Regions from separate parts of the Homo sapiens genome. Here regions 1 and 3 are each linked to region 2. The links are chromatin contacts, found by Hi-C or POLR2A ChIA-PET in ENCODE. All regions are on one chromosome and are shown on one strand. The core of a region is the stretch at or near the end of the contact, and the rest is flanking DNA. Distances in the headings are between cores, read along the strand shown.

Evidence for each region. A loop is a pair of places that touch in the nucleus more often than their neighbours do. ChIA-PET counts read pairs that join two places held with the same protein, here RNA polymerase II (POLR2A). Pooled maps may share reads with other maps.
Region 1: a map of naive thymus-derived CD4-positive, alpha-beta T cell shows a loop between it and region 2 (24-fold over the local background). The contact joins the promoter of MLLT10 here to the promoter of WAC-AS1 in region 2. A Hi-C loop is called at or near these places in 1 of 168 maps with a recorded cell type or tissue (naive thymus-derived CD4-positive, alpha-beta T cell) and 9 of 50 pooled maps. POLR2A ChIA-PET finds 5 or more read pairs at or near these places in 1 of 52 experiments (activated CD8-positive, alpha-beta T cell).
Region 3: a map of B cell shows a loop between it and region 2 (38-fold over the local background). The contact joins the promoter of CREM here to the promoter of WAC-AS1 in region 2. A Hi-C loop is called at or near these places in 2 of 168 maps with a recorded cell type or tissue (B cell and naive thymus-derived CD4-positive, alpha-beta T cell) and 6 of 50 pooled maps.

Annotation. Positions count from the first base shown.
Region 1 is chr10:21,532,530-21,535,814 of GRCh38, reverse strand. It overlaps MLLT10 (MLLT10 histone lysine methyltransferase DOT1L cofactor), which reads right to left and starts at 1,583. Exons shown (of 23, transcript NM_001195626.3): 1 at 1,295-1,583; 2 at 1,011-1,170. The coding sequence starts at 1,170. RefSeq lists enhancers at 1-585, 1,301-2,014 and silencers at 646-735, 876-1,215, 1,326-1,395, 1,406-1,935.
Region 2 is chr10:28,530,449-28,533,603 of GRCh38, reverse strand. It overlaps WAC-AS1 (WAC antisense RNA 1), which reads left to right and starts at 1,250. Exons shown (of 3, transcript NR_033805.1): 1 at 1,250-1,869. It overlaps WAC (WW domain containing adaptor with coiled-coil), which reads right to left and starts at 486. Exons shown (of 14, transcript NM_016628.5): 1 at 1-486. The coding sequence starts at 24. RefSeq lists silencers at 3-82, 293-442, 813-1,232 and enhancers at 593-782, 403-1,086.
Region 3 is chr10:35,125,420-35,128,352 of GRCh38, reverse strand. It overlaps CREM (cAMP responsive element modulator), which reads right to left and starts at 1,507. Exons shown (of 8, transcript NM_183011.2): 1 at 1,160-1,507. It also overlaps a transcript of CUL2 not described here. RefSeq lists an enhancer at 470-539 and silencers at 900-1,039, 1,100-1,619.

The sequences.
Region 1 (3,285 bases), core at 334-2,833, 7.0 Mb after region 2:
CAGATGTTCAAATTTTCGTCTCCCTTTTGGTGGTAGTCCTTTCCAACAGACTACTAAAAACATATGCATCGCTTAATGCCAGATTCAGAAATGCGAAGGGACATGGAGCCACCAAAAAAGAATATAGACTGTTTTGTCCTGGATTCCTTACCACGTGAAATGGGGAAAAGTCGGCCACTTCAAAGGCCAGAAAAGTATCTTACTAGTGTCCTCGGCCTTCTTGTATATCCAAAAACCTCATCAATTGTTAACAACCAGAAATAAACTAAGAGGCTCCCCAAAAGTGACTTGGCACCGCCACCTCTTCAGCCACCTAGGCTGGTGGTGGCCTGCCGCGGCCACCCCACAGGCGCTGCAGCAGCCCCGCCACTCCCGCATGGTCAGCAACGGACTCCGCCATCTCCTCCGCAGACAGCTACCGGGCGGCGGCGGCAGGGCCCGAGCCTTCTGGCTCGGGGTGCAACGGGCCCCGCATCCCTCCCCATCTAAAGAGGCAAGGCGACCCCCAGCCTCCCCACACTGGCGCCGCGTTCCCGAGCCCGTCTCCACGCCACAGGAAGTCTCCAAACACTGCGGCAGACAGGCGGCTGCAGGCCAGGGGAGAAGAGGGCGCTCCACTCTCCCAAACCCACCCCCGTGGCCCCGGGAACCCCGGGAAGGGCGCGCACCGCCCCCGCCCCCGCCCCCGCCCCCACCCCGGCCCAGATCTCGAGGGCGCGGCCGCCGCCCTGCCCCGCCCCGCCCCGCCGAGTCAGCAGACCCCGGCCCCAGGCGCAGGCGGCGGCCGAATGACACTTGAGAGAGTGAGAGCGGAATCACATGACAGTCCGGGCCACACGCACTTTCTCCCACATGCGCGGCCCACACCCCCCGCGCCCCGCCGCGGACCCTCCGCGTCCCTCCCGCGGCCGCGGCACGGGGCGGGGGCGCCGGCGGTTGCGGCCCAGGTGGGGGCGGCGGTGACCGTTGGGCGCAGGCCGGCGCGCCCCGGCGGGCGGTTGGGTGTTTACCTTGATGCACCGCGACGCTGCAGCCGTGCCCGTCGCAATAAACCAGCGGGTTCTCGGCCCAGCCTCTCTCGTCTGAGCAAACGCAACAGCCTCCAATCATCTCCTTCATACTATGGGAGACCTCGTCCTCCAGTGACACGGGCCGGTCGCTAGAGACCATCTAAGAGGGAGTTGGGGGGACCATTAAAAAACACATGCAAGCCGATTAGTGCTTCCCCCCCACACAGCCCCCCGAGCCCGCCCCGGCGCCCCCCGCCCGGCCCGGCAGCCCACCGCTCGCTCACTCGGGCTTTGCCGCTCAGTCACTCACGTTCCGCACAGGAGTCAGGAGCCATGTCCTTGCTGATTCCCCCCACCTCCCCTCCACCGCCTCCTCCGCCTCCTCCTCCTCCTCAGCGTCTTCCCTCCCCACCTCCACCCGGCCGCTAACGCGGGCGCCCGGAGAGGGCACACATAATCAAGAGGGCCTCCGCACAGGCGCACTGGGGGGAGGGGGGGCTCCCGCTGGGCCAGGGGCAGCGAGGGAGGGGAAGGGGGCTGCGCTTCCTCCTCGGAGCGTCACTTGGCGTGCGCGCCCGTCCTGCGGCCGGCGTGAGGGAGGAGGCCTGGGCGAGGCTAGCCCTGCGTGCGCGCTGCCGCGGCCTGTTGGCTGCCCCCGGCCTACCTCCGGGGCCCCGTCCCCCTCCCCCGCGCCGCTCGCCGCCGCCGAGGTGTGCTGGGGGTGGGCGCGAGGGGAGCCGGCGGCGCGCGGAGGCCGGAATGAACGGGCGCGGGGGCGCGCACGCGGGGGCGGGGACGTTAGGGCCGCCCTCTGCAGCGCTGGTGGCGCGGGCCGCGTGTGAGCGTCGGGAAGAGGCCTGGGAGGTGGCGGGGGAGGTGGACGCCCAGGGCTGGGAAGGGGTTTTCTCAGAATCGCCAGAGGGGAGTCCCCGGGGGCATCATCTCCGTGCCCTGGGAACCTACCTGCTGGCCTTTTCCTCCAAGACTGGCCCGTGGAAAACGAGGGTGGGGCGAGTGTGCCAGCTTCCATGAAGGGTGTAATGAAGCATGGCTTCCTGCAGTTGGCCGCGCTAACTTCACAGTGCTGCCGCAGCCACTCCACCCATTAAATTCACGTCCTGGACTCTTCCCAAAGTTCACCCGCTGGAAGTCCTACCAAATCTGCCGCCCATTTTCGCACTACGTGGGCCCCAATGACAAACGAAAGTGTATTCCAGGCTGAAGGTCAAAAGCCTGTGTTAGGGCTGCACTCGGAGAGGGAACGCCAAGGCGCCCCTCAGCTCGGTGTGCAGGACAAATGGTGGTTTATCCGGAATTAGCAATATAATACGATGATCCGGAAAATGCAGTTGTATTACACCAAAAGGAAGAAGGAACTCTAGCCCTCCTAGTCAGTCGCTAAAACATAATTAACGCCATCAGACAGTGGCGTCCAGTTTTGATGGAGGATTCCTCTGATCCGGGTCTTTTCTCCAAATTTATACTTGGAAATGTGAGGTCATTTAAAAGTGGCAGAAAGATGAGAGCTCCCACCTCACAAACAAATGGAAAATGGATTAGGCCTATCTGCATAGATTAATTAGCTGGATGCTGAGCACTTTTAAACTAAAATCTTCCACTGTCTGCCTATTCCTTATGCATCCGTAAAGCCCAATATTGATGTTTAAGCAAAAAATGTCTAATTAGAAAAGTTTCGCATGAAATCAGAATTATGCATAGATTGTTTAAATGACAAGCCCAGTTAAAAGGCGAATTCATGACTTTTGATTAATACCTTGCAGGTACAAAATGGTTCTTTATCAGCAATTCGCATTATAAATGTGCTGATCTGGAAGATGCACTTTCACAGTGCTAAAGCATAGAGAACCCAAGTTCTCCTAGTCGGTCGCCAAAAGATAATATAATGGTTTGGGCTTTAAAAGCCTTCTAAATGTTCTTCTGATAAAGGGGGGTTAGAAAAGGTATCATGGCTGTTTTTCTATTTCAAATTAATTGCTAGAAATCTGTGTAAGAGTGATAATAGGTATACAGCACAATGAGAGCATATATAGCAAATTCAGATGTTTTAAAAGCTGAGATATACAAAGTAATGGCAATTAAAATATACACTAAAACAATGAGAATTCACATAGTGCATTTAGAAAAGGTGACTACAAGACTACATAATATGAATTCTTTTTTGGGATGTGACAACAATTAATACATTTCTGGATATATAATAATTATATTTTTTAACTACCTTAAAAATTTATGAAACTAAAACGGGCTTCAAACA
Region 2 (3,155 bases), core at 1-2,500:
CTGTTTCCTCGCATACATTACCATCAATGCCCGGCCTGTGAGTGTGTGTCGGGGAGGGGGGAGAGCGGCCGCGAAAGGCGGGCGGGCGCGCAGGCGGCGGCGGCGGCGGGCGGCGGGCAGCCCCGGCACCTGGGCCCGGCGCGCCCTCGGCGACTCTCATCAGCTCCCAGTTACTGGCGCCGGCGCTCCCGGGCCATCTCCCTCCGTCGACACCACGCTCACTCTCAGCCGGGGCAGCGGCGCCAACTACACGGCGGCACCGCGAACCGGGGGGAGGGGGGCAAGACGACGCGTCCGGCTCAGCCCCGCGGAGAGCGACTGCCTCCTCCGCCTTCTCCTCCTCCTGCTCCGCCGCCTCCTCCCCTCCTCCCCCCGCCGCCGCCGCTGCTGCCGCCGCCTGGTCCTTCTTCTCCTCCTCCTCCTCCCGCCGCCGCCGCCGCCGCTGGTGCCGCCGCTGCCGCTCCACCAACTACATCCGGGCAACTCGGACGCTGCCGCCTTCGGGAAACCTCGGCAGTTTCCGCCGGGCCCCTCCTCTCCCACCCTCGGCCTTCCTCCCCGCACCGCGCGGGTCCGGAACACCGCCCTCGGCAAACCTCGGCTGGCTCCGGCCTTTCTCCTCCTCTGAGGCCTGGATCTTCTCTTCGCGACCAGTCTGCCCTTTCCTTCTTTTCCTCACTCGCGAGTCGGCCACCGCCGTTCCCGTTTAGGGATAGTCTCGCTCGGGCGCCTGCTCGAGGCTGATCTCAGGGGCTCCGGGCTGCGCAGGGAGGGAGCCGCCTTCCGGAAGAGGACGGTGGGGCGCGAGGGAAGCCATCGCGGACTAAATAAGGGAGGCTGCAGCGGCTGCGCGTGCGCCCAGAGGCGCAGCGGGAGGGGGTGCTCTCGGGCGAGCTCTCCGGCCGCGGCCCCCGCCCCTGCGCTGTCGGGCGGGGAGGTCGGAAACCCCCTGGCGAGACCACGGGCGGACGCTTCCCGAAGAGCTGCCTGGGCTGCAGCCGCGGAAGCTGCGTTCTGGGGAGCGGGGAGCGTGCTCCGGCGCCTTCGGGCCGCTGCTGGAAGCCGGAACCGAGCCCGGGCCGCTGCCCCTCACCGGACGCCGCGCGCCACCGGCCCTCCGCGGGGCAGGGGCTGCTGCGAGCTCGCCGGGCGCCCTTTAGACGTAAGTCTCACCCTGCGCCCCGAGGCAGGAAGGAGCGCGTGCAGTCCCGGCCAGAAACGGCTAATAGGAAGGGCTGAGGGGTTCTGTGTTCAAGGCAGAAGGCCGTGCGTCAGGGCGGCCCTCAGCGGAGATGCGTGCACGGAGCGGGGAGCGCCGCTCGGGGCAGGGAATGAAAGCGGCGCTTGAGACTGGAAATTTAGGGAGATGAGTTCCTTGGGAACAACGCTGAACCATCTCACTGCCCCACCCTACCCCTTGTTATTTTTTTTTGAGACAGGTCTCGCGCTGTCGTCCAGTCTGAGTGCAGTGACGCGATCACGGCTCACTGCAGCCTCGACCTCCGGGGCTTACGGGTCATCCCACCTCAGCCCTCTAAGTAGCTGGCACCACGGGCATGCACCACCACACCCGGCTAATTTTTTAAAAAAAGTTTTTCCGGAGATAGGGTCTCGCTGTGTTACCCAGGCTGGTCTCGAACCCCTGGCCTGAAGCGATCCTCCCGCCTCGGCCTCCCAAAGTGCTGGGATTACAGGCGTGAGCCACTGCGCTCGGCTTTTCACCCCTTTCTAACGTTTTCCATCCCTTTCTAACGTTTTCCATACCCAGCGGTGCCCTGCCCACCCTCTCTTTATCTCTCACTTTTCCCTCCTCTGTTTCTTCCTCGCTGAAGTCCATTGGTGAAAGAAAATTCATGTGAAAGTTCTCAGGTGTGTTAAGTGAAATTGCTACAAATTTGATTTTATGTACTGCTGCAGGTACATTGAGAGAAGAAACGTGAAGTATACCAAACAACCGTTAGTTGAGAGTGGTGGTATTCGGGTGATTGGTTGACTTTTTTTTTTTTTTTTGCACTATTTGTAAGGCAACATAGTTTAATGAAAAGAATTGTGGTAAACATAATTAGGTGATTAACACAGAAGAGGCAAATAGTAAACAAGTCAGAAGAAACAACCCCCTCCAAAAAATAAAAAGTAACTGATTTACTTGGTATCCAAGAAGTTACGTTATTGCTAGACCTAATAGAATGGAGAGATGGAATGATGTAGGGAGAAAGGCTCTGAAATCACAACTGGTTGGAAAAAAAATTTTAATTACATAATCTTATTTGTCACATCCATCTGCCAGATGTAGAGCTTATTGCTGTTTGTGGAGATGTGCAGACCAATAAAAAGCCTATTTAATGCTCTCTTAAACTACCAGTAACTAAAAAAAAAAATTGACAGTGACTGAAATTATGAAAACAAAAAAATTCGGTAGCATCTTAACATGTAATTTCTGACATATTTGTAGTGAATCCATTGAAGACAAACATCAGAGGAGTACAACAAATAACATTTCATAGAAACTTTGAAAACTGGCAGCAAAATTACTACTAATTTGTTTGATAACTAGATGTCTGCTGAAATTGGTATAAACCATTTGCTCAAAAGTAGCCAGGCATGGTGATGCATGCCTGTATTCCTAGCTACTCCCAGAGGCTGAAGCTGAACAATCACTTTAGTCCAGGAGTTCGAGACTGCAGTGAGTCATGATCACACCAGTGCACTCCAGCCTGGACGACAGAGGGAGACCCTGTCTCAAAAAGTAAATAGGCCGGATGCAGTGGGTCATGCCTGTAATCCCAGCACCTTGGGAGGCCAAGTCAGGTGGATCATTTTGAGGTCTGGAGTTTGAGACTAGCCTGGCCAACATTTTGAAACCCCATCTGTACTAAAAATATAAAAGTTAGCCAGGTGTGGTGGTGTGCGCCTGTAATCCCAGTTATTCGGGAGACTGAGGCAGGAGAATCACTTGGGCCTGGGAGGCGGAGGTTGTGGTGAGCCAAGATCTTGCCACTGCACTCCAGTCTGGGTGACAGTGAGACACTGTCTCTAAATAAAACCACATTATCAAAAGTCTGATCTGCTCTCCTTTACAGAAATACTTTATCTTTACTTCTCTCTCGAACCCACAGACTTCATTCCCACACTTCTGGACCTGTTCAAGATCATCT
Region 3 (2,933 bases), core at 258-2,757, 6.6 Mb before region 2:
AAGGAAACTGAGTCACGTACGTAAGCCACAGTGTTAAAGGAGCTCTTTCAATTTCAGTGACACTTTGAGACTGGCCCTGTAAGTCCCAATTTCTTAAAATGTGATTACAAACTCACCGCTGCTTCACTGAGCAGCATGCAGGAAACCCCTAAGTGATTTCAAACTCAGGTATCTGATATACAAATAAAACGCAACAGGATCAAGAAACATGCTGAGGCCAGGCGCGGCGGCTCACGCCTGTAATCCCAGCACTTTGGGAGGCCGAGGTGGGTGGAAGGTCAGGAGTTCGAGACCAGCCTGACCAACATGGTAAAACCCCATCTCTACTAAAAATACAAAAATTAGCAGGCGTGGTGGCGCATGCCTGTAATCCCAGCTACTCGGGAGGCTGAGGCAAGAGAATCGCTTGAACCCAGGAGGCAGAGGCTGCAGTGAGCCGAGATCATGCCCCTGCATTCCAGCCTGGGTAACAGCAAGACTCCGTCTCAAAAAAAAAAAGTATGTTTAATAATGTGTTTATTCCCCAGATTCAACAGGCTCTGGAAACCTTACCAGATGGCCCTAAAAAGGCAAGACTCAGGCAGAAGGGAAAATGCGCCTTCCGAGAGCGGTCGCGGCTCTGCCCTTCCCACTCCGGAGACTGCCCGCGCCCGGGACCGAATGACTCAGCTGCGAGGCCCTCCGGCCCAGGTTTTGGGGGAAAACGGGCTGCGTCCGCTTTCGTCTAAACTGCGCTCGTAAAGTGGGGCAGAGGCGCTGGGGGCACTCAAATCCGAGGTCCTTACTTCTGGATTCCTTTTCCTTTTCCGAGTTAAACCGCTCCCCTGAGCCGCACGGCTCTCTCAGGGAGGATTTTCCAACTCGTCCCAAGTTCGCGAGGAGGCAGGCGGGTCCCGGGGCAGCTGAGCGCACGAAGCGGGCGTGGGGCGGCGAGCCGGCGGCCTCGGGGGCGCCGAGCGAGGGGCCGCGTCAGGTGAACTCGCGGCTGCCCCGCCAGTCCTTGGCCCGGCCCCGGGGTCCCGGCCCGCCGCCCACGGCTCCGCTCGGCCTCTGCTGCTCCACCGCACCCGGCTCCGCTCCGCCTCCTGCCTCCACCTCCACCTCCTGCGCCGCGTCGCCCGCTGCTGGGTCTCGGGGCCGGAGCCGACGCACCACTTACCCGCCGCAAAGGGATTTACGTAGCGGACCTCGTCACTGATTACGGACGCGAGGAGGTGGAGACGGCGAGCCCGACCGCCGCTCAGCAGCGGCGCCGCCGCCCAGCAACCCGGAGCCGGCAGCGGCCCCACGTAGTCCTCACGTCAGCTGTGATGCGGTAGCCGCGGCCTCCCTGCCGACCCCGGACCAAAAGTAGCGCTGCAGCCGACCGAACCGCGTCCTCCCGCCCCGTCCTCCCCTCCCCCACGCCGGGACGGCCTCCCGGGGGAGGCCCCGAGGAAAAAAATCCAGGCTCGAACTCCGCCCCCTGCCGGCCGCCAGCAGGAGTGAAGCGCCACAATCCAACAATGAAATGGAACCGGGGAGGGGCGGCGGGAAGGTGCGGGTCAGGGGGCGGGGCCTAGGGATAGGGAGAAGGAAGGTCAGGGGGCGGGGCCAAGAGGAGGAACTAGCCTGGAGGTGGGGCGGAAGGTAGGGGCGGGGGCAAGGCTGGAAACCGGAAGCTGCCCGTGCCGCGCCGCGCGTGCGCCAGAAATCCAATGACTTGTCAGCCAGAGTAACGGCTGTTGTCAGGTCTTCAGGGTCTCGAGGTCGGTTTCTTCCTAACGCCGCCAACCCCAAGCTAAGGTCCGCGAGCGTCTCACCTCTGTCCAGGCTGGGCTGCAGTGGCGTGGTCTCGGCTCTCTGCAACCTCTATCTCCCCAGGCTCAAGCGATCCTCCGGCCTCAGCCTCCTGAGTAGCTGGGACTGCAGGCGTGCTTCTTCTGACTTCTAAAAGCTATCTACATACCTTGACTAGTGGCCCTTTTCCTCCATATTCACAGCCAGTCACAGCTGGTTGAGTCCTTCTCCAAAAGAAGCTTGAGCTCCTGAGACAATTCACCTGCTTCTTAGGGTCATTTATTGCAGTTTATCCCAGTATTTGACTGGAAATGGTCCGCATGCTGGGCCCGCTGGCTCGGGCCTGTAATCCCAACACTTCGGGAGGCCAAGGTGGGAGGATCGCTTGAGCCCAGGAGACCAGCCTAGGGAACACAGTGAGACTTCATCTCTTTTTTTTTTTTTAGATTAGAAAGGTCGGCCGGGGGCTCACGCCTGTAATCCCAGCATTTTGGGAGGCAGACATGGGCAGATCACCTGAGGTCAGGAGCAGCCTGGCCAACATGGTGAAACCCCATCTCTACTAAAAATACAAAAATTAGCTAGGAGTGGTGGCAGACGCCTGTAGTCCCAGCTAGTTGGGAGGCTGAGGCAGGAGAATCGCTTGAACCTGGGAGGTCAAGGCTGCAGTGAGCTGAGATCGTTCCACTGCACTCCAGTCTGGGTGACAGAGCGAGGCTCCATCTCAAAAATAAAAAAAGTAATGGGATATCAGGAATAAAGAATAGCAGCATGGTTATAGAGTACAGTAGGTCCTCACTTAACGATAGGTTCTTAGAAATCATGGCTTTAAGCCAAACAACTTACAGCAGGTCCACAAAAAAATTTTCATTCAGTGTTGTTTTCATTTCGTTATAATATTGATGATAACAAAAATCGGTTTCATTGTACGTTGTTTCACTGAAAACCAGTTTCTAAGAAGCTATTGACAATGTTAAGTGAGGATTTATTATTTCATATCAGTTACTGTAGTGTCAGAGTGTTTTCATAATTTTCACTGAGCAGGACTTAATCTAAATCCAATCTGAACCTTTGTTCAAATCTAATTTTCGTAGGTCAAAGGGAATGTATCCACAACAATTGTCTCTGTAACAGGAGTTCATATGAATCAAAAA